Regions from separate parts of the Mus musculus genome. Here regions 2 and 3 are each linked to region 1. The links are chromatin loops, found by intact Hi-C in ENCODE. Cell type or tissue: heart. All regions are shown on one strand.

What was found. Peaks named below come from ENCODE experiments on the same cell type or tissue, not always from the same donor. Only the 100,000 strongest peaks of a DNase experiment are listed, where the experiment ranks them.
Region 2: it touches region 1 in a loop (4-fold over the local background); 3 of 42 quality-filtered maps call a loop at or near these places.
Region 3: a loop joins it to region 1, with 6 times the contacts of the local background. A loop is called at or near these places in 7 of 42 quality-filtered maps.

What each region holds. Positions count from the first base shown.
Region 1 is chr3:10,205,058-10,213,057 of GRCm38, forward strand. Fabp4 (fatty acid binding protein 4, adipocyte) reads right to left here and starts at 3,559. Exons shown (of 4, transcript NM_024406.3): 1 at 3,382-3,559; 2 at 893-1,065; 3 at 184-285. The coding sequence starts at 3,454. In heart, no CTCF peak of the experiment used is centred here; DNase peaks (open chromatin) are centred at 944, 3,524 and 6,644.
Region 2 is chr3:10,055,947-10,063,946 of GRCm38, forward strand. It overlaps Gm33365 (a long non-coding RNA gene), which reads right to left. Exons shown (of 4, transcript XR_387544.2): 2 at 7,238-7,375; 3 at 1,829-1,989. Among named protein-coding and RNA genes, the nearest start is that of Gm33365, 4.4 kb to the right of the region's middle. In heart, a CTCF peak has its summit at 3,916; a DNase peak (open chromatin) is centred at 3,985.
Region 3 is chr3:10,139,231-10,147,230 of GRCm38, forward strand. No RefSeq gene overlaps it. Among named protein-coding and RNA genes, the nearest start is that of Pmp2, 41 kb to the right of the region's middle. In heart, a CTCF peak has its summit at 6,388; DNase peaks (open chromatin) are centred at 4,061, 6,381, 7,051 and 7,661; H3K27ac peaks cover 1,416 bases.

The sequences.
Region 1 (8,000 bases):
GAGGATAGAGTGCACCTCAGAAGGGGCAGAGTACTTTAAGCAAGTGAGAGAACCAGGATTCAACCCTCAGCTTCAAAATAAACATATAGTACAAATGAGCCTTTTTGTTCTACACAGCAAGTGCAGTTTCTAGAGTTCTGTAATGTTCTCAGGCTCTATAGCTGAGTATGCAGCGTAACTCACCACCACCAGCTTGTCACCATCTCGTTTTCTCTTTATTGTGGTCGACTTTCCATCCCACTTCTGCACCTGCACCAGGGCCCCGCCATCTAGGGTTATGATGCTCTGTGGGCACAGTGAAAAGAGACTGCAGTTTGCACATGGAGGTCAAGACTGAAAAACATGGAACCTGGGTCCAAAGGACTATTCTGATGTTCTCAGTAACTCTACAGGACAAGAACATAATCCAGCAAGAAGGTATAAAGAGAAACACATCTTGAAAAAATAATGTAGAACTCATGTATATGTATATCTACTTATATATTCGGAATAGAAACCGAAAATAGAATTGGTTTTTGAAAAAAAGGATATACTGTGAAAGAAGTTAGATGGCAGACACATGCAGGTGGGCACGGTAATGTTATGGTGGGTTTCTTGCTTTCAGCCTCGCTTTTATAAACTTCCCCTAACGTTTTACTGCTCGAATTTACTCCACATGCACTACTGTATGACTCATAAAACATGCTAATCATTGTGAATATCGGGACAGCTTAAGAGCAAGAGGAAATGCGCCCTCTGCGCACTGACGGAGCTGGGTTAGGTATGGGAGCTCCGAGGCTGTCAGTCCACCAAGGGAAGCTTTTGTCCTTCCCCTTGAGCTGAAGTCGCTTCCTGCAGGCCGTGGAATAGAAGCCTGGCCCCCCTCACTCTGCATCAGCTCCTTGTTCCTCACCTTCACCTTCCTGTCGTCTGCGGTGATTTCATCGAATTCCACGCCCAGTTTGAAGGAAATCTCGGTGTTTTTAAAAGTACTCTCTGACCGGATGGTGACCAAATCCCCATTTACGCTGATGATCATGTTGGGCTTGGCCATGCCTGCCACTTTCCTTGTGGCAAAGCCCACTCCTACAGGGAGAAAGAGAACGCATGTAAAGCTAACATTTGTGTGTGTGATGAAGAAGACACCAGGGTGCCGGAGGCTCCTTTGATGCTCTCAGAACCTGTCATCCATCCAGATTTACTGTGCCTGTCTGCTAACTACACTCCTTCAGATAAGTCCTTAATTTCAACAAGAATGTATTAAGAGATTAAATCTTCATATCTCGATGTCTATGTGTTTTATATAGGTCTGTATGTCTATATTTATTATAATATGCTAATAATAAGTGTATGTATATTATCTCTATTTTCTATTTGTGATTGAGGCAGTTTGACCATTTTATTCTTTCTTAATTACTAAAAGTTTTTTTTTTTTTTAAAATCTAAGTCAAAGGCCAGGCCTCACTTAGAGTTATTGTGTTAAAAGGTCATCTATTTTTGAGTGAACAAAAATCACATTTCACAACACTTGTTGCCAAATTTAATTTTCTAGGCTTCTTTCCCATATTACTCCCTCATGAAATGAATTGTCTGATTAATTTCTGTAGAGTGAACATGCTGTTTCACATTTCATGTCCTTTTAGAATGGTGATCGCATTCTCAACAATCAGGAAACGTAAAGCAGACTGGGTAAGTATCTTCTGAACTCAGGAAATCAGAATGTCAGTGTATAGAAAAGTTTGGAAACTAACACTCTGCATCTCGGTCCCTTAAGCTGTGAACTTTGTTTGTTTAGCTTCCCTGTGGAGGGTGAACAACTTAGAACCTTAGTCACCCTGTCGGCATGTTACACAGAATCCTTCTGTCTCGGGTGCACTGACTCCTTCAACACAAATGCTTAAATAAAGGCTATGTCTTTGACAAAAGGTGACCCAAAGCTAGAACTAAGGATGAACTGAGAGACAACCACACCACAAGATAAATGATGCAGAGGGTACGACTTAGTTCTCTGTCTAAACAGTACCACAGTGAGGAAATGGTGTGTCTCTGCCTTGAATTGTCACTCTGCCACACAGCACAGCATTCTGTACAATCAATCAGCGCAGGAAAGGGACACAGCACTGGGAAATGATTGCAGAGAGACCGTGCCGGGGACAAATAACAGCTTCACTTGTGTCTTCATTTTTATCTGACTGCAGAAGCCAATACCTGCCTACTCTGCCTTAATTACGGTTGCCAGTTCCACTCAGGAAATATCTACTGCCTTTAATCATGGGTCTCTCACAACTTAAGTAGTGTCATTATAATTTAGATAGGAATGGTAGCAGTATGAAATGTTTCAAGTGGTCAAGAGCTAAAAGTGTCTCAAGCCCTGGTATTTCTGGCTCAGTGCATAGTAACTACCACACTGAACAGTAAACAGTCGATGGGCTAAGTCATGCTGAAATTCCCGATATTCTTCTTGTCTGCAAACAAGACAACAATATTGACAGACAACCAAAAGTTCCCACTGTATAACTGAGGGAAGGTTTGCAGGTTGAGGGGAGTCTGTCCTAACGGAGATACTCTGTAATATGGGGAGGTCAGGAGAGAGGGCTTCAAAGCAGACGCTTCCTGATGAAGTACATCGCTGGCTGGGCGATGGCCCCTCTATACGGATAGGCAAAGCTGTTTGGCCACACAGCAGCCTGTGGGCAGTGTTGACAGGACATAGACCGTTGTGAGCCCATATCGTGGGAAGGGCAAGTTCTATGTGTGCTTTGCATGCCCTGCTTTCCTTCTGAATTACTCACAAATCTATGACATCACATATCACTCTAAACCAACGAAGAAACCTTTAAGTCCTTGAAGGAAAGTATCTCCGGAAGCCAAGCTTTTGTCAACTGTAAAATAATCACACATTCTTAGGCCTTGACATTGAGACAGAAAAGAATTTGCTAAAATATATTTTCCAACATGATTTGTTTTCTAAGAGGGGCAATATCATGACTTCAGTTTTAAGTAAAAGTTGCCCCCATCCTTTAAAAAAAAAAACAAACGGAAGGAATATTTTTCTCTTTAAATTATTACAAATTTTTCATGTAAAAGGAGATGTTGAAAACAGGCAAGTAGCCAAATGAACCTCAGAATCGCAAGCTTGGCAAAGAAGGCCACATCTTGTCGTTCTACAGAGAGTAAAAGATTGTCCTGTAGACTCTTTCTTGCGGGTTCACCTGGAGGGATCACGAGCTTGAAGCTTTGAGAAAACTTCTAGGACAGACTTTTTCTTGTGGCTTCTACATACACCCTCCATGCGGGAAGCAGCATTTTCTCCCACCACAGCTCCATCCTGTCCCCCCGGGCTGCAAGGCAGCTGCAAGCCCTCTCCCCAGCCCGGGGGACCCCGACCCCCACAGCACTCACCCACTTCTTTCATGTAATCATCGAAGTTTTCACTGGAGACAAGCTTCCAGGTTCCCACAAAGGCATCACACATTTTGTAAACCTTCGAGGAGGAGCTGTCTTCCAGGTGAGAAAGGCTGCAGCACAGGAGGGTGCTATGAGCCTCTGAAGTCCAGATAGCTCACTTTTAAAGATGCCCTGACCATGTGACTGTAGGAGTGACCAATGGGGGCCAGATCATTTCCTTCATGACCAGACCCTGTATGTTTTCCTCTGAGTCATGTTTTTAATAGAAATTTCTCAACTTTGGTTCTCCCTGGCAATGATCACTGGACTTAGAGTACAAATTATTTTTAACCATGAACAGAGTATTTTAAAGGTTCCTGTTTTGACTGTCAAAAGCTAATGCATTGAACTTCCCCCCATTATTCCTTATGGATTTGCCTCATTGTGGAGGAGACAATTATCTTGGACACATTTGACCTTCTTATCTTGAGTTTTTATTTTATTAATACTGCAATAATGTGTTTAGTTCTTCTGAATTTGAGAACATAAAAACTATCTTAGAGATTCTTAGTCTTAATGGCTCTTTTGTTAGAATAGTGTTTATCTCAGGAATTTTAACAAAATAAATAATGACATTTTAAAGTAGCCTAGTTTTTTGATTTTTGGTTGTTTTGTTTCCTTGGTTTTTTTGGTGGGTTTTTTTGTTTTTGTTGTTGTTGTTTGGCTTTGTTTGGTTTGGGTTGGGTTTTGGTTTGGTTTGGTTTTTGAGACAGTCTCGCTGCACAGCTCTGGTAGTCCTGGAACTTACTACCTAGACCAGGCTGGTCTCTAACTCAAAGAAACCTAGCTGCCCCTGCCTCTGGATGCGGGCTACAGCGGCCTAGATTTATAATTTCAAATATTTAATACATACTTAAAATACATTCTGCTCATTGCTCAGGAATGTAGTGCACAGATTTAATTACATTAAAAGTTAAGCCTTATTCTTCCCATTCGTAAATAGCCATGTAGTACTCATTTTTACAGACCCTTCAAAAATGGGTCCCAATGCAAAATATGTCCCTCATTTCATTTTTGAAATATATTGTAAGTTTTAATTTCATGCAGACCTAAAGATTGTGGGTTTATGTGAATGATCAGAAGTAATGTGGTCATGAATTATCAAAACCTGTTTTCTTCTTTGACACAGTGACTCATCTGAGATAGCTTTTATAAAGTAATCCAGTTTCTCAGCCTCCCTGCCTCACAGCAGAATGATGGGAGATGTTCACATGTACACCAGTGCCTGCGAGCACACCCACATTTCAGGGTGTTAGAGAGAGATGGACTGCTGTACAGGGGCTCGCTGAGAAGTACCTGCTCCCAAGTCCCTACCAGCCCCCAAAGTCTGGGGAAACAGACTCTGAAACATGATATTTTCTGTAGGAAAATGGGCTACTGTAAAAGTTTGATAAATTTAACTCACAGTAACAACTTTTAATCGCATCTGCTAGTGTCAGGGGAACAACTTTCACCCACTATGGACTACTCTCAGACTCAGGCTTCCTACTGGATAAGACCCCCTGGATTGCAACTCAAATAAAATAAGCGATTTTAATGCAGGAATAATTTTGATAATGTTCTAAATTGTTTTATTTGGAAACGTATGCTGATCCCTAACTTAGACATGTTCTCAAGCGATTAGCCCGCTGTGCTGACTGCATGTGGATTATAGTGCTATGGGTTAGACGTGCTGTAGAGCCAGCCCATGTAAACTTCTGCACTTACACAACTACTTCTGCCTCCGACAGGTGGCTAATATAACAAGAAAGCTCAACTTTAATTAAATGTAAAAATAAAATGTGTGAAACAACTTGAATTCATCAATCTAAATTTTTTAACTATAATTTTTGTGAACTTTAAATAATGAACAAGTATTTCAAAAAAAAGAGTCTGACTCAAGATGACTGTTAGTGTACAGTATGTATCACAGTTGAAGTTAATATAAAATGCAATGCATCGTGAAAATTTCTTACATTGAATATATGTTGGAATAACCATAATTAAGGCAAGCCAAGTGAAATATTTTACTAAAACTAATTTGTTTTTATTTGCTTGTTTGTTTGTTTTTACTTTTCTAATGTGGTTGCTAGAATTTCACATGTGCTCTGTGCTCTGTGCTCTGTTTCTCTTGGAACTGGTAGCGCAGCACAGTGACACCAAGTCCACCCGTTTATTCACACATGCCTTAGGCACAGGCTGACCACTGGGGATCCACGGAGCAAGGAACATGTTTCCCACACTGGGAAAGACGGTGTACAGGGGACAGTTAGGGACCCACTGTCCAGAGCATCCGCACAATGTAAGCTGACATGACACCAGAAGGGCCTTCCAGAACAAAGGAATTGTCAGCTGAAGATAGATGACAACCGCCACAACACTGGGGAACCGAGGAACTACAAGATGGCTGGCTTAGTGCCATGTGCAGTTAATTTCACTCAACTATGGCCATGGGGGGTATCTGTAAATCAGGGCAAACGTGTGAGTTTGTTCCTAGTAAGCAAAGACCAACCGTCAGGCAGTAACTTTTAGCCAGATTCATTCACTATGAGATACAATCGGATATCCCATAAGATATACCAAGGGAATCTTAACAGACCAGGCTCCTGAGGGTCCTGTTAAAGCAAAGTAAAAACAAAAACAAACAAAGAAACACCACAGGAGGCTGAGCCAGGAGAATCCCCTAAGTTCGCTGCTCTCCTGAGCCACAGAGTGAGTCCAAGGCCATCCTAGCTAATTTAGCAATGAGTGTGTCTCCAAATTAAAAGTTACAAAAGAACCTGGGATGCCCAACAACAGCCACACAGACACAGCTGGCTGAGTACTTCCTCAGAGCCGTGGGGAAGGGTCTGCAATGGGAACAGCCTGAAAGCTGGAGGAGGGGAAGGGTCTGCAGTGGGAACAGCCTGAAAGCTGGAGGAGGGGAAGGGTCTGCAGTGGGAACAGCCTGAAAGCTGGAGGAGGGGAAGGGTCTGCAGTGGGAACAGCCTGAAAGCTGGAGGAGGGGAAGGGTCTGCAGTGGGAACAGCCTGGCTTGGCTGTGGGGATGTGGGGCTGAGGTCACATCTCAGAATCTCAGGGCTGACAGGGCAGGCCCTCTGGTCCAGGCTGTTTGCCTTGCACTTTGCTCCTCAATGGGCCGTTTCTGTGGAATGCATCCTTCTAACCTTTGCCTGTGTTTACTTCTTTCGGAGGAAATGAGAATATCATTTCTGACAATTTTTAATTAGTGAGGAAACAGACCCCACTCTAGATAATGAAGAGTAACGACGGAGCCCCGTTGGCAGGGAGAGCTTCCAGCTTGTACAGGCCAGCTAAGGTGAGGGTTCACATCCAGGATCCCCTTTTATTGGAGGCAAACTTACTTTGTTAATGCTGCTTTCTAAGTGCATTCGGGTGCTTGCTGGCAACTGTAAGGTGAGCCCTGAACAGGAAATGCAGGCACATTTTTTTTCCTTCTCTCCCTGATGAGGTCACTTACCAGGACTGTCCTAGGTCCCCTGTCCAGCTAGGCCAGTATGTTCTTCTTTACATGCATGGTTCCGATGACTAAGCACTGACTCCTTGATCTCAAGATGGCAACCGTTTAGCAAAGAATGAGTAAGCCACAGACTCTGCCTCAGGTAAAGACAGACTGAGAGTGCTTTGAAGGCTCTTAGATAACTTCTTCATTTGCCTTCTTGCTCATAAAAGAACCTCTTCACACATAGCTCAGGGTGTGCAAGCAGGGACCCACGGTGGGGGAGGGGACCTCAAAGTGCTTTCTGCAGATAAACTGTGACCTACTTTGTCTTCATTTCATAAAGCAAACCCATCAGGAATTAAGTGGAAGCAAAGGTGACACTCTACCAGAAAAAAGCAGAGAAGAACTTACCAGCAGGCCAGCTGCACCATGTAACCCCCCTGCCAACACACACACACACACACACACACACACACACACACACATATCTCCATGAGGGCAGATATGCAACCACGTACAAGCACACATGCATGAGCATAAGCACATGTGTGTGCACCCACACACCCACACACACACACACACAAAAACACACACAAACACACACTTCACATTTGCTCTGTTTGTGTCTTATTACTTTCACCATCTCAACTGCTTGCATCTTATATATTTTTAAGCCTGAGTACATATATAACTTACTTTCTACAAATAGACCTAAATACAAAAAAAGACATTAAATCCCTAGTAAGTGCCAGTTGTGCTTGGTACATAGTGATGTGCAGATACAAAAAAAAAAAAAAAAAAAAAAAAGATGTTCTGTGTTAAAATTTTAAAAAGAGCCAGACAACAAATAAACAAAAACAAACAAGCAAAAAAATCAGACACAGCAGGCTGAGTATTTCCTCAGAGCCAGGGAGAAAAGGACTACAATGGGAGCAGCCTGGCTTTGCCTTCGGATATGGGGCTGAGGACATATCTCGGAATCTCAGAGCTGAGCCAGGACAGGCATAGCATTTGAAGATATCTAATGTCTTAAATATATCTAAGACAGAAGGGTTAGGGCTGCAGAGATCACTATCGGGTCATAAAGATCTTAAGAACCAGTCGGAAGGTGGCCATGTATTTGAAGCAGGTG
Region 2 (8,000 bases), 150 kb before region 1:
AACCCCAACCATAACATTATTTTTTGTTGTATGTCTTAACTGTGCTTTTTCTACGGTTACAGATTGTATTGTAAATGTCTGGTGTTTGGAATGTCTGATATGTGATCCCCGTGAAAGGTTGTTTGGAAACCCCAAGTGGGTTGTGACCCACAGGCTGAGAACTACGGCTAGCCATTTTGGTTCACTAGGTCTCTGGGTTTCCAGTTGCTCTCTTTGCTCCTTCTCTCTCCTCTTCCTCTCTTGCTACCCCCTAGCCCCCATCTTTCATCGTGTGGTTCAGTCTGGACCCTTTCAGATTCCTCTCGTACTGTATTATCCCCTTACTACAATAAACCTCTCCTCCACCATACCTAGGAGCTGTCATATCCTCATGGTTTCCATCATCTGGTGAGATAAATATAGAATATTGGGTTTTACGAGCTGGAAAGAACCTTAAATAAAGCACATTCATATAAATAACATATTTGAATTACTCTTGAAATATCTAGCACTATTAAAAATAATTTTTTTGCACCAGGCAGTGGTGGTGCTCACCTTTAATCCCAGTGCTCTGAGGCAGAGGCAGATGGATTTGTGAGTTTGAGGCCAGCCTAGGGTACAGAGAAAGACAGTTTCAGGACAGACAGGGTTACATAGAGTAACCCTGTCCAGAGAAAAATCAATCACTAAATAAACAAATTTAATAATAATGATCATTACATCTTATTTATATATTTTGAACATTAATATATTTATATTATAAATAATAATGTATTTATATTATAAATATAAAATATAACAGTTATTATTATTATTATATTTTAAGAATTCTTAAGTCTATAAGCCTGTTCCCCTTCAGCCTTTGGTTGCTAACTTTTAAGACATTAAAATGTGATAAAATAGTGATCATAGCTCCATATGATGCTAACCATGATTTTTTAAATTAAAATAATACATTTGTTTGTTTGTTTGTTTGTTTGTTTTAATAACCCACAGCTATGTCTTTCTGTTTGCTGGGCTCTCATATCTGAGGGCAAACAAATGTCATCTCTGGTTAGCCACTGTCTTCTTGTGTCCTTGGAAACAAGGAAAACAAGAAAAAGTAGCCACTTTAAAAACAAGGAATTTCAGGTCTGGCAAGGCAACTCAGAAGGTAAAGAAGAGCTGAGCCTGACTCCTGGGACTCACGGGGAAGGAGAGCATGAGCTCCTATGGGCTGTCCTCTGACCTCCACAGGTGAGATGGAGGTGTGCCGATGCACCTTCCATAAAAATATACAGGAAAAACTAAAGCTTCCCACTCTTGAGAGCAAAGTACCTTCATTTTTTTTTAATTAGGTATTTTCCTCGTTTACATTTTCAATGCTATCCCAAAAGTCCCCCATCCCCACCCCCCATCCCCTACCCACCCACTCCCCCTTTTTGGCCCTGGCGTTCCCCTGTACTGGGGCATATACAGTTTGCAAGTCCAATGGGCCTCTCTTTCCAGTGATGGCCAACTAGGCCATCTTTTGATACATATGCAGCTAGAGACAAGAGCTCCGGGGTACTGGTTAGTTCCTATTGTTGTTCCACCTATAGGGTTGCAGTTCCCTTTAGCTCCTTGGGTAATTTCTCTAGCTCCTCCATTGGGGGCCGTGTGACCCATCCAATAGCTGACTGTGATCATATCCAGAAGTACCTTCATTTTATAAGAGGAAGATCGAAAGACATAATGAGCCATGTGGTTGCCCAATGGCACATGGAGGGCCAATGGCGGAGTCTGCACAGAATCTCATGTTCTGCACAGATTTCAAGAAAAGCCTTCATGTAGAAAGGTTTCTTCTGCCTGCTTATGGAAGCTTGCTTACCAGGCCTCTGGGGTCTAAGAACTCGATTTTAGAGTGTTTGTTTGTTGATGGAGTAGCTCCAGAGTCCTGAGAGTGGCTTTGCGTCTGCATTGAGCCAGTTCAATTCTCAGACGGTCCTCAATGTCTGGAGTGGATTAGCGAGTCTCCCAGGTCTTGTCTGTCTACATCAGTGAAGAAGAGCAACAGCATGAGTAATCTGAGATGGACAGGAAACAGTTCTGGAGAGCTTCTAAACCCGTCCAACTACAGAGATTAGTAATAACTTCCCATGGCAACAAGACCACCTTTCATATAAAAGACTTGTGCTGGCATCTGTAAGTATATTTCCAAAGGCGACTTACCTAATTCCACCTAGTAATAGTCATTAGGTGGAAGTCTAATCAGTAGATCATGGTTTGTTTCAAAGGATGGAACATTCAATCCATGCAGGGAAGCAGATGACAGAGCAAGTAGATCTGTTATTTAATATTTTTCTACAATGATCTTCAACATGCGAAGAAGCTGGGGATGAGCTGAAGGAAGGCTCCCTGATCCTCTGGGAATATTGTTAAAGCTACTCCCTAGTTCCCAGGCTGCTCCTCGCTCACCCCAACCTATTGTTTTAAAGATCCATTTGATCACTGTGTATCCCTTTTAAATTTAAGTAACTTTCTGATTTTCACCATTTTTGTAGAGATGAGATAGTGTTTTTATTTAAAAGGACCCCCACACATGCACACACATGCGCTCACATGCACATCATTACCATAAACAGTGAGGAGTTTTATCTTTAAAGTGATATCGCTTGAGCCACAGGTCATTTTAGTGTCTCTCTGTTGTTCTAAGAAGCCCTGCCTACAGCCTTCTCCGTAAGGAGATAAGGCTGTGTAAGAGAGACTTTTCCAACCACGCTGGGAGATTGCATGTTACAACCAGCATTTGACTATCTTTCAACTGCAGATTCAGAGGCAGGGTGTCCCTGGACCTTGCACATGAAAATGTACGATTTATCCAGCACTGCCCATGTGGCACCGGTTGACATTTTCCATCTTGTGATTTTGTAAAAGTAACAATTTGGGACTGATGGGCATATTAACACCGTATGAGAAAGACCAGGCTTGAGAATATATTGAACACACCAGACCAAGGAAATTGTATGACACTTTCACCTGACTCTATCAAGAGGAGGCCACCTAACACGCTGATATCAGCAGCTCCCAACAACCTGCCCTGGGACTGTCTTGTGGGTGCAAGGGGTGGACAGACAGACACCTGTGACTGCCCTCACTGACTTAGCACTGTGCATCAGTTCTTCACCTCAGCTTTACTCTGACCTTGTGGCTTACTCTCCTCCCCCAAGAACAGAGATTTATGATTTTTGCATCTGTATCTCAGCCTCCTCTCCCAGCTTCTCAGTAAGGCCTCTGTGAGCTCTGCTGTAGTCTCTTGGTAGCCATTTTCTAGCCCACACAGACGCATATACACATACATATATCAATGTCTATAGGTAGACACAATTACTGGGTGATGTGTAATATGTGATCATAGGGTTAATGTCAATAATGTAATTTGGAATAAAATATAATGTTTGCCAGCGGCTAGCTCTCAGAATCGGGACGACTTGGCAAATGCAGCCAATGAAATTATGAATTTATTATTATCCAGTAGTTCTGACATTATTGAAAGACACAAAACATGTCTACATGCTTCTGGCAAGGAATGCCCGTGGCACTGTTGTTCCTAAAACATTTCCTAAAACTATGTTTGTACCCAAGGAATTGAAAGATGCTGATGGCCCTGGTGGAGAAGGCCTTAGTTCTGTGCATCTCTGGGCTGTGCTGGGTCAGCACAGTCTCCACCCTTTAGTTAAGTGGGCAAAATATATGTGGATGAATTTCTTCCTTCTCTGTAGGTGGCAAGTTTCCAGATTCATTTGATTTCTTGTATGTTCTTTTTCTAATTGTTTCTTTTTCCATGACGGCTCTGAGAGGAACACACCTGTGCGGATGAGTGTTATTCTACAATGCACTTCCTTCTCTGTAGCTTGTTCTCCAGCAGGCCAGGCCTATTTCTCTTTCCTTGAGTATTCCATTGCCTGGTCTCCCACCACTAGGTGTCATATGTATTCACACAAATGCCTCAAGGGTGTAAAAGTAAGCATGCATGCTCTGGTTCCGTGAGCTTGGTGGGCAGGGGTGTGATGACATCCTGCCTTTGGCCGAGTGTTCCAAGGTCTCTCACTCTCTGTGTAATGCCTGGCTGTGGGTCTGGCTGTATTTGCTCCCTGTATTTGTTCTCTATGTTTGTGTAGGAGAATGTCTTTAGGACTCATTTTATCACTACATTATTATTACTAATATTATTATTATTATCATTATTATCATTATTATCATTATTAACCCGTAGTATTTGGTCTTGCCTACCCTAGGTCTCTGGACTATCTGATCTTTAGTTCAAAGAGTGTAAAAGCCAAAGGGGATGGAGGATTCTAAGAACACAAGGTCTTCTAAATCAGCATGAATACAGCTCATATGAACTCACAGAGACTGAAGCATCCAGCACAGAGACTGAAGCCTCCAGCATAGAGACTGAAGCATTCAGCATGGGCCTGCGCAGGTCTTCCCCAGTCCAGTGTGTATATATTACAGCTTCCAGTTTCGTGTTTTTATAAGATTCCTGAGTCTCTCTTAAGAGCTTGTTCTTCAGGTGACTCTGTTAGCCTCTATAAGCAGACCTGGGAGGGTAGCTCTCTCCTTAGTATGAGTGGGCAGAGTATTCTCTGCAGGCAAGCTCTCTTCTTGCAGGGAGGGTACCCAGATATCTGGTGTTCAAACTGGACTCCTGGCAGGAGTTGTGTTCCACTCACTAGAGGTCTTAGGATCCCGTGTGGAATCCTGTGTGGGCCCTTGCGGGTGTCGGGCGACTCCGCTGGCAAGGTACCCCGGGGCTCGAGTGGAGCGGAAGGGGCTTGTGCCCCAGGTCAGGCCCGGGTAGTCTGCTTCCCTATTTACCGCAGTCTCAGGTTCTGCGCGATTGGATTGGGGCAGACACTGTGTTCCACTCACCTGAGGTCTTAGGATCCCATGGGGAATCCTGTGTGGGCCCTTGCGGGTGTTGGGTGAGACTCCGCTAGCAAGGTACCTTGGGGCTCAAGTGGAGCAGAAGGGGTTTGTGCCCCAGGTCAGGCCCGGGTAGTCCGCTTCCCTATTTACCACAGTCTCAGGTTCCGCGCGATTGGATTGGGGCAGACGCTGTACTACACAATGGAGTACTACTCAGCTATTAAAAAGAATGAATTTATGAAATTCCTAGCCAAATGGATGGACCTGGAGGGCATCATCCTGAGTGAGGTAACATATTCACAAAGGAACTCACACAATATGTACTCACTGATAAGTGGATATTAGCCCCAAACCTAGGATACCCAAGATATAAGATACAATTTCCTAAACACATGAAACTCAAGAAAAATGAAGACTGAAGTGTGGACACTATGCCCCTCCTTAGAAGTGGGAACAAAACACCCTTGGAAGGAGTTACAGAGACAAAGTTTGGAGCTGAGATGAAAGGATCCACCCCATAATCAGCATCCAAATGCTGACACCATTGCATACACTAGCAAGATTTTGCTGAAAGGACCCTGACATAGCTGTCTCTTGTGAGACTATGCAGGGGCCTAGCAAATACATAAGTGGATGCTCACAGTCAGCTAATGGATGGATCACATGGCCCCCAATGGAGGAGCTAGAGAAAGTACCCAAGGAGCTAAAGGGATCTGCAACCCTATAGGTGGAACAACATTATGAACTAACCAGTACTCTGGAGCTCTTGACTCTAGCTGCATATGTATCAAAAGATGGCCTAGTCGGCCATCACTGGAAAGAGAGGCCCATTGGACATGCAAACTTTATCTGCCCCAGTACAGGGGAACGCCAGGGCCAAAAAGGGAGAGTGGGTGGGTAGGGGAGTGGGGGTGGGTGGCTATGGGGGACTTTTGGTATAGCATTGGAAATGTAAATGAGCTAAATACCTAATAAAAAATGGAAAAGAAAAAAAAAGATTCCTGAGTGTGTGAATGAGTGGGTCTCCATTTCTTGTGCCTTCTTTTGGGTTTTTTTTCCTTCGGTTGGTTTGTCCTGTACAACTTTGATGTGATAGTTTTTCAATATTATGTTTTAGAAGCCAGTTCTTCTCTAATCAGAAAGGGAGTCGATCTGGATGTGGGGGTTGGAGGTCCGGAGAGATTGGGAGGGGTAGAGGAAAACCATGATCATGCTATATTATGTGAGAATAAGCTTTTATTGTTTTCACTAAAAGGAAAAAATGAAATAAAATATGCTCTGGTTATCATGGCTTACTGTACAAAATCTTATATTGAATGTACTTACATTTTAGCTCACCTTAACATAGGAGTCTGTCTCAGAATAGAAACACCAAACAAACAAAAACAAGACAAAAACAAAACAAAACAAAACAAAACAAACAAACAAACAAAAAAACGGAACAAAAAAGAAATCTTAAAATCAAGGAAACGCCCAAGTGGAAGCATTGCGTTTGAGCAACTGGAGGCTCTGAGACAGCATCCAGTCTGGCCCTGGAAGCACCATCTCCTCTGCCTCCTCACTGCACAGGTGCCAGGCAGCTTCTCCTGTCAGCCGGGGCGCTGGAGGAGCCCACAGAAAGATCATCAGGCACCTGCGCACTAGCTGTGATAAGGAAACAGACTCCACTCTCATTCTACAGTTTTGTTTTCCAAGTAAAGGTGCTGAGGTGTTAAAATATTTCTCCGTTATGGATTCTAGGCATGATCAATTTCCCCTCTTTCATGTTAGGGAAATGAGGCTTGGCATGGCTTACTCATTGTTCAAGTGCATGCAGAAACAGACCAAATATCTCCTGGGCTCTAGACACAGTATGGCCTGTCTACACTTGTTATTAGCATTAGTTCTATTCTGGAACTTTGCAAAGGTAGTTCCAAACAGAATCTCATAAGATCATGCTTGATATTTTAGGAATATTAGCTTCATAAAGCCACTTGGCTCATTAGAATTAGAGTTCAGGCTGTCACTCAGCTGCTGAAAGACTAAATTGGAAACTAATTTGTTGGGACTTGGAAGGTGGGTAAACTATTTGAGATGTTCCACTGTCAGACAAACACAAGTAAGCAAAGTTGTAAAATCAAGTAAGTTAGAGAGACAGGGTTGGTTGGATGCTTAAAATCTAGTCCATGTTTAATTGTTGTTGAGAAAGCTGCAGACTAAAAACCCTGTGGTTAATAAACTTGACCAGTTGAAGTTAAGCTACAACAAGTACTTAACAAGTACTTAAGCTTTCTAAGTACAGTTGACCAGAAACTGTAAAACCACAAATAAGATCTGGTGGAAAGCAGATTGTGAAATCTTGATCGCCAAAGTGATGGAAGGCACTCACTGTGTATGTCAGCAGGATGTGACTCTCCTGTTGGGGAGTTTAGCTCCTATACGGTCAACACCTTAGTTATGTCCTCTCGGCCTGCAGAGCCACTGACCAACAGCAAGATTTCTGACTTCATCATCAGAGACATGATATCTGAAAAATTTCAACATGACTTCTTAACCATCAAGTCTTGACAGCTGGACCATTTAAAAATGTAACATTTATGTGTGTTGTAAAACAGTATTTTCAGCTGATTTTCTCCAACCATTTGTTTTCTTTGGTTACTGTAAAAATTTTCAGTGTTACAGAGTCCAAGGCCAAATAAAGCCAGACTAGAAAGGCAATGACCCCATTTCCTGGATGTTGGCATTATGGTTGTTACCAGGTGGTAGGAGCGGTTAATACATCAAGATAAAATACTATTGAGCATGATATAAAAGGTTGGGTGTGTTTGTTTCTAAGGTGGCATGGAAGCGGTACACCTACAGACCTGCTGGCAATAGGTGTTTACAAAGGAAAGCAACATCAGACAGAACGGTAGCCTAGGACACCATTTCACACTGTAAAGTGACCGATTATGAGGCTACTTAAACAACTGGACTATCCATAAAGCTTGTGGATAGCTGTAACTATTTACTCGGTTTCTGATGTAGCTTAAGCTTAAGCGATTACTCTCCCTATGAACAGTGGTTCCTTTTGACTAAAATGCCACCATCCCATATGAAAAAATTTTATGGGGCAAAGTTTTATCTAAAGTTCATACATAGGCTGTTAGCTT
Region 3 (8,000 bases), 66 kb before region 1:
AGAAGGCTGTAGGATGCCCCCAGAGTGACAAGGGTGGGGTGGGGAAAGCTGGAGGACGCCCCTCAGAGTCACTAGGGACAAGGCTGGAGGATGCCCCCCAGAGTCACGGGGGGAGTAACCGTGATTAAGGAGATATGTCAGCAGTAGAGACATACAGGTAGGTGGGCAGAGCATTGAAAAGAATCTGGAAACAAACTCGCATGTGTGGCAATTTAGATTCCTGAAGCGATCAGTGAGCCAAGGATGTGTTTAACATCTTTAGTATTTCTTGATGATGATTGTGCTTCATGTGTCTCGTTAAATCAAACCTTGCAAGGTTTGTGATAATTACACTGTTCCTCTAATACCTTTCCCTCCCTCCCTCCCTCCCTCCCTCCCTCCCTCCCTCCCTCCCTCCCTCCCTCCCTCCCTCTCTCCCTCCCTCCTTTTCTCCCTCCCTCCATCCCCCCCCTCCCCAGCATCTCTCCTCTGTGTTCTCTCTGGCATAGTTTCATGTAACTTAGGCTGGCTTTTAACTCACTGTTGCTGTGGATGGCACACACACCTCTTGTACCTCCCGCACACACGTCTCCCTCCCCATTCTGCTGTTACAGTTCCTAACCACCGTACTCTTGGCCTCACACTAGGCGGCCGCTCTGCTTCCTGGGCTGCGTCCCCATGCCTCTAAGTTATCTCCTAAATATTCTTTGGCTTTCCATTATACTTGAGTCTTCAATCAATGGAGACAGAAATGCAGATTATTATTTATGTGTTTTCTACAGGGGAAATCTCTTGTCTCGGTCTGATACTCATGGACTAATCCATCATTAATCATATTTGCATGTATTTCTGCATGTTCCTGGGATGTCAGTTCTGGCTTATATAAATTTCAAAAAGATGCCCAATCTCATTAGTCGCAGAAATGCACACTAATCCATTTCAGATTCATCAAGTTGGCCAAATCAAAGCTTCTAATAACGTTAGGTGTTTACACAGGCCCAGCATTACTGCTGGAGCGAGACTCACAGAGCCACTTCAGAGAAATTCAACACACTATCGGGAATTCAGACTCTGAGAACTGTCAGTTCAGATCCTAAGCACATTCCTCAGAAAGGCCTTCCTCACACGTACACCACGTACACCACGAGGCATAGTCTATATATGCTGATTCTGCAGCAGCACTCACGGCCTGCGAGCTAAAACTCTGGAGTAGAGCCAAACACCTGGCCAGACAGTGTGGCTTCACACTGCAGCTGCACTAGCCTCAGTTCATGTGCTAACGTGGAGAAAACTGAAGTTAGGCCAGGAGTGAAAAGAAGCCGTTGCCAGATGAACAATATAAATTACAGACAGAAATGTTAAAGGATATATAAAATAGTGATAAATGTTTTTTTAAAAGGCAAGGAATGAGTAAGCATTCAGTATGATGCTCATTTCTGCGGAGGGCTGAATGTACAAGGGGTTGATGCTACATTAAAAGGATTGTCAAAATTGTATCTAAAAATTGATGTCTATATATACTAGATAATTCATAATGATATTTTATAGGAAATAATCACCATATTATGTTGGTACAGTAGCCTCAGAAGCCAATGAGGATGGCTATGGAGGCTCTGTTGAGGCCTTTAATAGGAAACCTATTTCCTTCTGTCAGAAACGTAGGATTCACCTCTCGCCCTGGTTAGACACAGACCGCTCTGATCTACCTGGGAATAGTTATAGAGATGAGCCTGTCTATCGCCTTCTAGAGACTGCCACCCAGGAGGTCTGAGTCAGCTAAACCTCCTGAGAGCCCTCCTGAGGGCAGTCACTCAGGGAGCCACATCCTCTGCTAAGACTGCTTGATTTTCTGGGCTACTCAGAAAAACAATATTTTTTTTTTCATTTTCTTCCTTTTATCTCTTTTCCCCAGATGTCAGCATGCTCCCACTGATAGGCTGGCCTTCCTTACTCTTAGTAATGGCTCCATCCCTATGCCCTGTCCTTATCTCCCCTCCTTTTTCTCCCCCCTCCCCCCCCCCCGCAGTTGCTGAATTTACAGGTTGCCTACCCTTAAAATTAAAAAACAAAAAAACAAAAAAAACCCTCCTCAAGTCTGCTTTTAAAATTGTGCTTTAAAGATAATTTTAAATTCTTTATTGATGAGACCAAAAACCCAAAGGGAAAACCCCAATTTCTCCGATAATATATGGCATCTAATGCGGAGATTCCCTAAAGTTTCCTGTAATAATACAACAAGAATTATAGGAATTAATACTTTTTGTGCTGTATATATGTGTTCTTGTGTGTGTTTTCCTGTGTCTATGAGGGTATATGCATGTGTAGTTGTGTGCATGTGTGCAGGGCAGGGATAGGAATGGGGGGGAGGTGTGTCTGGGAGTTCAGAGTCAGCACAGGGTGTTTTCTTCTTCAAATGCTATGTACCTCTCTTTAAAAAATTTTTTTTATTGCACTTTATATACTTATTTTGAGAGTGTGTGTGTGTGTGTGTGTGTGTGCGCGCGCGTGCGCGCGCACATGCGCTCAGGCACTCGTTTGAAGGTCAGGGGATACCTTAAGGGAGTCAGGCCACTCCTCCCAGCACGTGATCCCCGGGATCAAATCCTAAGGATCAAACTTGGCAGCAGGTACCTTTACCCACAGAGCCATCTTGCAGCTCAACACCAGGCAATTTTATTTACCATTTTACAGGTTCCTTCTGGAAACTAGATGCCACAGAAGCGTGAAAAACCCTTGGCAACCTTCCAGAACAAAAGCAGCGTCCAGAGCGCTTTAGCGCAGGCTCGGTGGCTCCTGATAAGCCCTCTGCCGCTGCAGATGGCCAGGGCCATCTTCCTGCTCAACATCCCCTCTTTCTTTTAATTCTTAGGGGTTTGTTTGTTTGTTTGTTTGTTTAAGTATGAATCTGAAGCTTACTGATGAGCTAGACTTAGTGGACAGTGAGCCCCACCCAGGAGGTTGCTAGAAATACAACGCTTGCTGCCAAGGCCAGCTTTAGAGTTGGGGATCTTAACTCAGATGCTTAGGTATTCACTGCAAGCAAGAATTGTTTTTAAAAGGCATCATGGAAAAGGGCTAATGTAAGTATAGTTGCCAGGAAAGCAAAGCAGGGTTTCTAATGGCTCCAGCAAGTGGAGGATTGGGGCAAGGGAGCCGAAAGAATATAGTGAGGGCCAGGACACTGAGAGACAAACCAGTCAAACTTTCAGGGCAGCAAAAGGGACAGTCAGGGACACTCTGCAAGTGCTAGCTTTGCCCCGGGGAGGGAATGCTCTCGCCTAACTTGTGTGCCTGTGCAAAGGTGCGTCCACCCACCGTTTGCTCAGGGAGGAGCACGCTGATGGTGTGCTGCTCCCCAAGCACGCGGCTATTCAATGCTGTCCTTATGTACTGTGTTGGTACAGGTTGGGGACACTGTACCCTCTAAATAATTTTCATTCTCATTTTCCAATGACTGCTTTATAAAAAGTCACCTTAAGCTTTTCTATAACTTCTCTCCACATTATATATCAAAATCAGTTGTTTACTGTAGTTTCTAGAAACAATTACTCAAATCAAGCTGCGAATGTTCTTGCTAGACTTTCTACTCTCCTCTCCTTCTCTTTTCTCTCCTCTTGGAGACAAGGTCTTGCCCTGTAGCCCAGCTGACCTCGAACCCTCAACCCTTTCACATCACCTTACCAATCACTTGTGCTGTGTTTTTTTTTTTAATTGACTTCCTCGATGCCCTAAATTTTGTTCCTAGTTTGATTTATTCCTTGCAGTAACTAAATTCAATGTTGTTCTAAAATTTGCAGAAAACCATTATTGAACCACATCAGAAAAACATTAAACCATTAAAAGATCTTCTCCAGCTGGAACAGTTGTAAAATTTCAGTTGTTCCTTTCCTTCCAAGGTCAGCTGACATGAAGGGACAGGATGTTTGCAGTCAGCGTGCCTTAGCACGAAGGGACACACAGGGCAGCGGCCACCATGCTTGTCCAGTGGGGCTTCCCTAAGGAGGCTGTAACTTCCACAGTCTATCCCAGCCTCCCTTGCTGTCCTGATTCACATCATCGTCCCATTTCTTTGCTCATCTTCCATTCTCTTTCTCTAGAAACAGCCCCACCCACAAGATTACATTTATGAGGCAGTGTCCCAAGACTCAGGAGTGACGCTGGTGGTTCACCCGCGGGCGGTCAATTTCTCAATTTCATTCTGACACCGGCACTCTGGCCTCGCTCATTGTCAGCTCTTCAGAGCTTTTCCTGGGCTACTTCTTAGCGGCTCTGTTTTCTGGGAACCCTTCTGGTAGACAATGGGGAAACAGAGAGGAACGGATCCAGTCTACTTCTGGCGCTGAGAAAAGCCTTCCCCTGGCAAGAATTCAAGCCTGGGGGGGGGGGGGGGGGGACTAGAAAGAAAGAAACAAATTGTTCAACCAGATACTGGATTGAAGGAAATTACTTCAGATATTGGCAGAAACCTAGCAACCTTTATCACGTAGATTCAGGCTATTTTTAAGGTGGATCTCCTGATTTGTTTTGGGTCTCATCCTAGACTTCACTCTCCCAGAAAAACCTATGAAGCTGATCAGAGAAGCAAGATGATCGACTCACCTGTGTGAACGGTCGATTTCTGAGTTCCTACATTTCTGCTGAACATTATAACAGGTAATGCCTGCCTTTGAGGTGGTTCATAAAAAGCCGTGTCTACGCAGGTAGGACAACTGCAGTAAATCGCTAGCAGCATTCTACCGCAGGAGGTTGGCTCAAAAGTGTTTATGTTTACGGTTATACAGAAAGAATGTGCCAGGGAGTTGTGGCTAAGAGTGTGTCGTGCTCTTCCAGAGGACCTGCGTTTGATTCCAAGCACTTACACTCGAGCCTGGCGAACATGGCTTTGGCAGGCCTTGCCCTTCTCCTCCATTCCCCCTGTCTTGCTAAAGCCCCTTAGATTATATTCCTGAAGCTAGCCACCAGATCCATTCCCTTATTTGGCCACTTCCTCCTCCTTAGGCTGAATACCAAAGTCCAGCTTCAAATGCATTGAAGTTGAGCAATCAAAAGCCACCTTTGGCTCACATAATTAACACATCAAATTAAAATTAAACACCTCATCTTAACAGGGCTTTTCCCCTTTTACTGTTATAACCCGCCATTTTCCTACAGGCCATGCCTGTCTCCTCTATCCAGAGGCAGTCATTTGTCCTAGGGACAAATACTGTCCCCCCTCTCCCTTGTTCCCTTCCCCTCTCCCTCTTCCTCAATCTCCCATCATTGTTATTTCCTGCCCTCTGTCCCTCTGAGGCAAATAATTTTCCTTTATGCTGAGACCTTGGTCTTACAGGTCCTGGGCTTATACTTTTCCATTCATACATAACAAAAATAAAATTTAAAAAGGAAAGTGTGTTTGATATTGGTTTATTAGCATTCATAATTATTATGAACTGATAAGACTGGAACATATACGCTAAATATGAAAATAAATTCATTTTATTTGTAGATCTAACAATAATTCTGGAGAAGTCTAAAGAAAATCAAGTCATAAATTTAATAAATAAAATCATGAAGTTAGCTAGACGTGGTGGCACTGTTATAATCCCATAGCCTAGGAAACCAGCATCCAGGAACTGAAGGCAATAACAGCATTGTGACATTAATCCAAATCCCAAGAGCCAGAAACAAGTTTTAAAATCTGTAAGTTCATGTTTCTCTTGCAGCTAATTTTGAAGCCATCAAGAGAGTAAAGTAAAAATGATTTTGTAAACTTGAATGCTCTGAAACATAAAATACAGTTATTTATCTGCTTGTCTTCAATCAGCAAAAGCAGTGGGACACTCCCACATGCTGGCGGATGGACAGCCTGAAGCAGACAGGCCTATGTGAACAGACTTGCAGTCACTCTTTCCCTTAGATTTTCTTGTTTTGGCCTGCTTTCTTTCTTCTCTCTCTCTCTCTCTCTTTCTTTTTTTGAAAGTTCGTATTTGGCAGAATATAAGAAGATAAGAGATACTTGTCAAATACTTGCTTAATCATCTATGTCCTCCTGATGAAACGAAAAATTTTTTTTCAAAGAATGATTGGATCGGATTAGACAGCATGGCTAAACAATAGAGAGGAGGAAAGGTGCTGGTGGGGGTGGCTGTGGCCAGGAAGAGGAGAGTGGTAACAGATTTTTGTGAACCAGTGGCCATTTCCGAGCTAATTTGGATGCACAGAGAGTTTGAGTGATTGGAACATCCTGCAGGGTTTCCTTCTAGTTCCTTCTGAGCCTCCCTCCTGCCCTGAGGCTTCATGTGGCCTTTCTTTTTTTTTTTTTTTTTCCTTTTGGTCTTTTCAAACAATAACAAGAAATGCTGGGTAGGTGTGGACCTTGCAGTTGCAGGGCTCATTGTTCTCTGTCCAGTGAGAGTGGCCGTGGACCTGGTGGTGGACTCAGAGAGGTCCAGCCCGTGATCCCGTGACTGCTGGCAAGCCATGAGGGAGACACGGCTGGGGTTTATGTGACACAGGACATGTTTTCCCCCCATCAAGGGCAAACAAGTCAAGTCTTTGTTACCTCACCTTTGGAAAATTAAGCTGTCCCGCATCTGAGACTTCGAGTGGAGCTGCTGAAGGTGTGACTATATAGTGGAAGAATTGTGGCTGTTTCTTCAGAAGACAGAGGGCAGGGGATGGGTAAACTACAGAAACTGACTGCGGTGACACTAAAGGGGGAAAAGAAATAGAAGTAATCCCGTTTCTTATTGTTAATGACTTAAACACGCTTAGGACCACATAGGAAGTGTGTGCTGGTTCCACTGATGGAAAGACAACATGCATTGATTTATTTTTCAAATAGTAGAAAAAAAGCTAGCCAAACTACCTCTGTACTTCCTAGGTTTATTCTTGTAAGGAGTATGAAAATGGAACAATCTGGACACCACTTATAACGCCTTTCTCTTTACTTTGTGAGACTCCCGACATGGCTGGTGAGAGGAGGGCTCATCTGACATGTAAGGCTGCTAAGTAGATTTCCCATCTTCTCCAAAGGGCCTCTCCCAACAAATACATTGTTGACACTGCCACCAAACCAAAAGCCGATGGGTGAACTCTCCTTGTATGTACCTTGTCCCTCACTGGTCATCCTGGAACACTTAGGAAGAGGAAGCAGACAAAACCAAGGCCAAGGCCAGCCGCAGGGGCTGGCCTAGGGAAGGCCCAATTCCTGCTTTAGAAGGGAAATTAGGTTCTAGAAGGGAAAGAGAAATACTCTCAAGCACAAACAAAATAAAACAAAAACAAACAAACAAACAAACAAACAGCAACAACAAAACTATTTTTGCATAGTTCCTATGTAAGATGAAACATTTATTTCCCGTAGATAATCACTGTTTTGCTCATTGCTGGGGATGGATGCCAAAGCCTTGTGCATGTGAGGCCAGCTCTAGCCATTGAGGTTTACCCCCAGCCCCCTTCACGCTTAGTGAGGGAAATGTTCAGATTCTATTTTACTCCAACTTTAGGAGAAGGAAGATGCTTCATGAGTGTTTGTTCCCAGGAAGAGATCTCAGGACTGTGGGGCACTGTAAAGAAGTTACACAGCACTATCTGTCTCCAGGAAAAGCATTGCGATGCCTGGGCTTCCTTTTAAGATTATCACTGGCCAAGGACCAGCTGCTGAGTTCTGCATTATGTCTTAGGTCATGGAAAGGTTCCAGAAATGACATTTTTCTTCCTGAGTGTTATCGGGTGTGGGCTCCACCCGATACTCTGTTCAAATGGTCAAGAATGCAAAGGGGGAAATGGGCAGAAGCATCCACTTATCTGATCAGCAGGGCCTGCTAGGTGTGCACAGTGCACATTACCCAAAGTGGGAAGTAATTTAGGAGAATTAGCTGTGCTAGTGGGGTCCATGACAGTGCTGAAGCAGTACTAAGAAGGTTGAGGCAATGCTACACTGTGTATGTGTGTGTGTGTGTGTGTGTGTGTGTGTGTGTGTGTGTGTGTGTGTGTTTCCCCACATACGTTCATTCTGTAAAAGGAATCCGCAGTGTTCA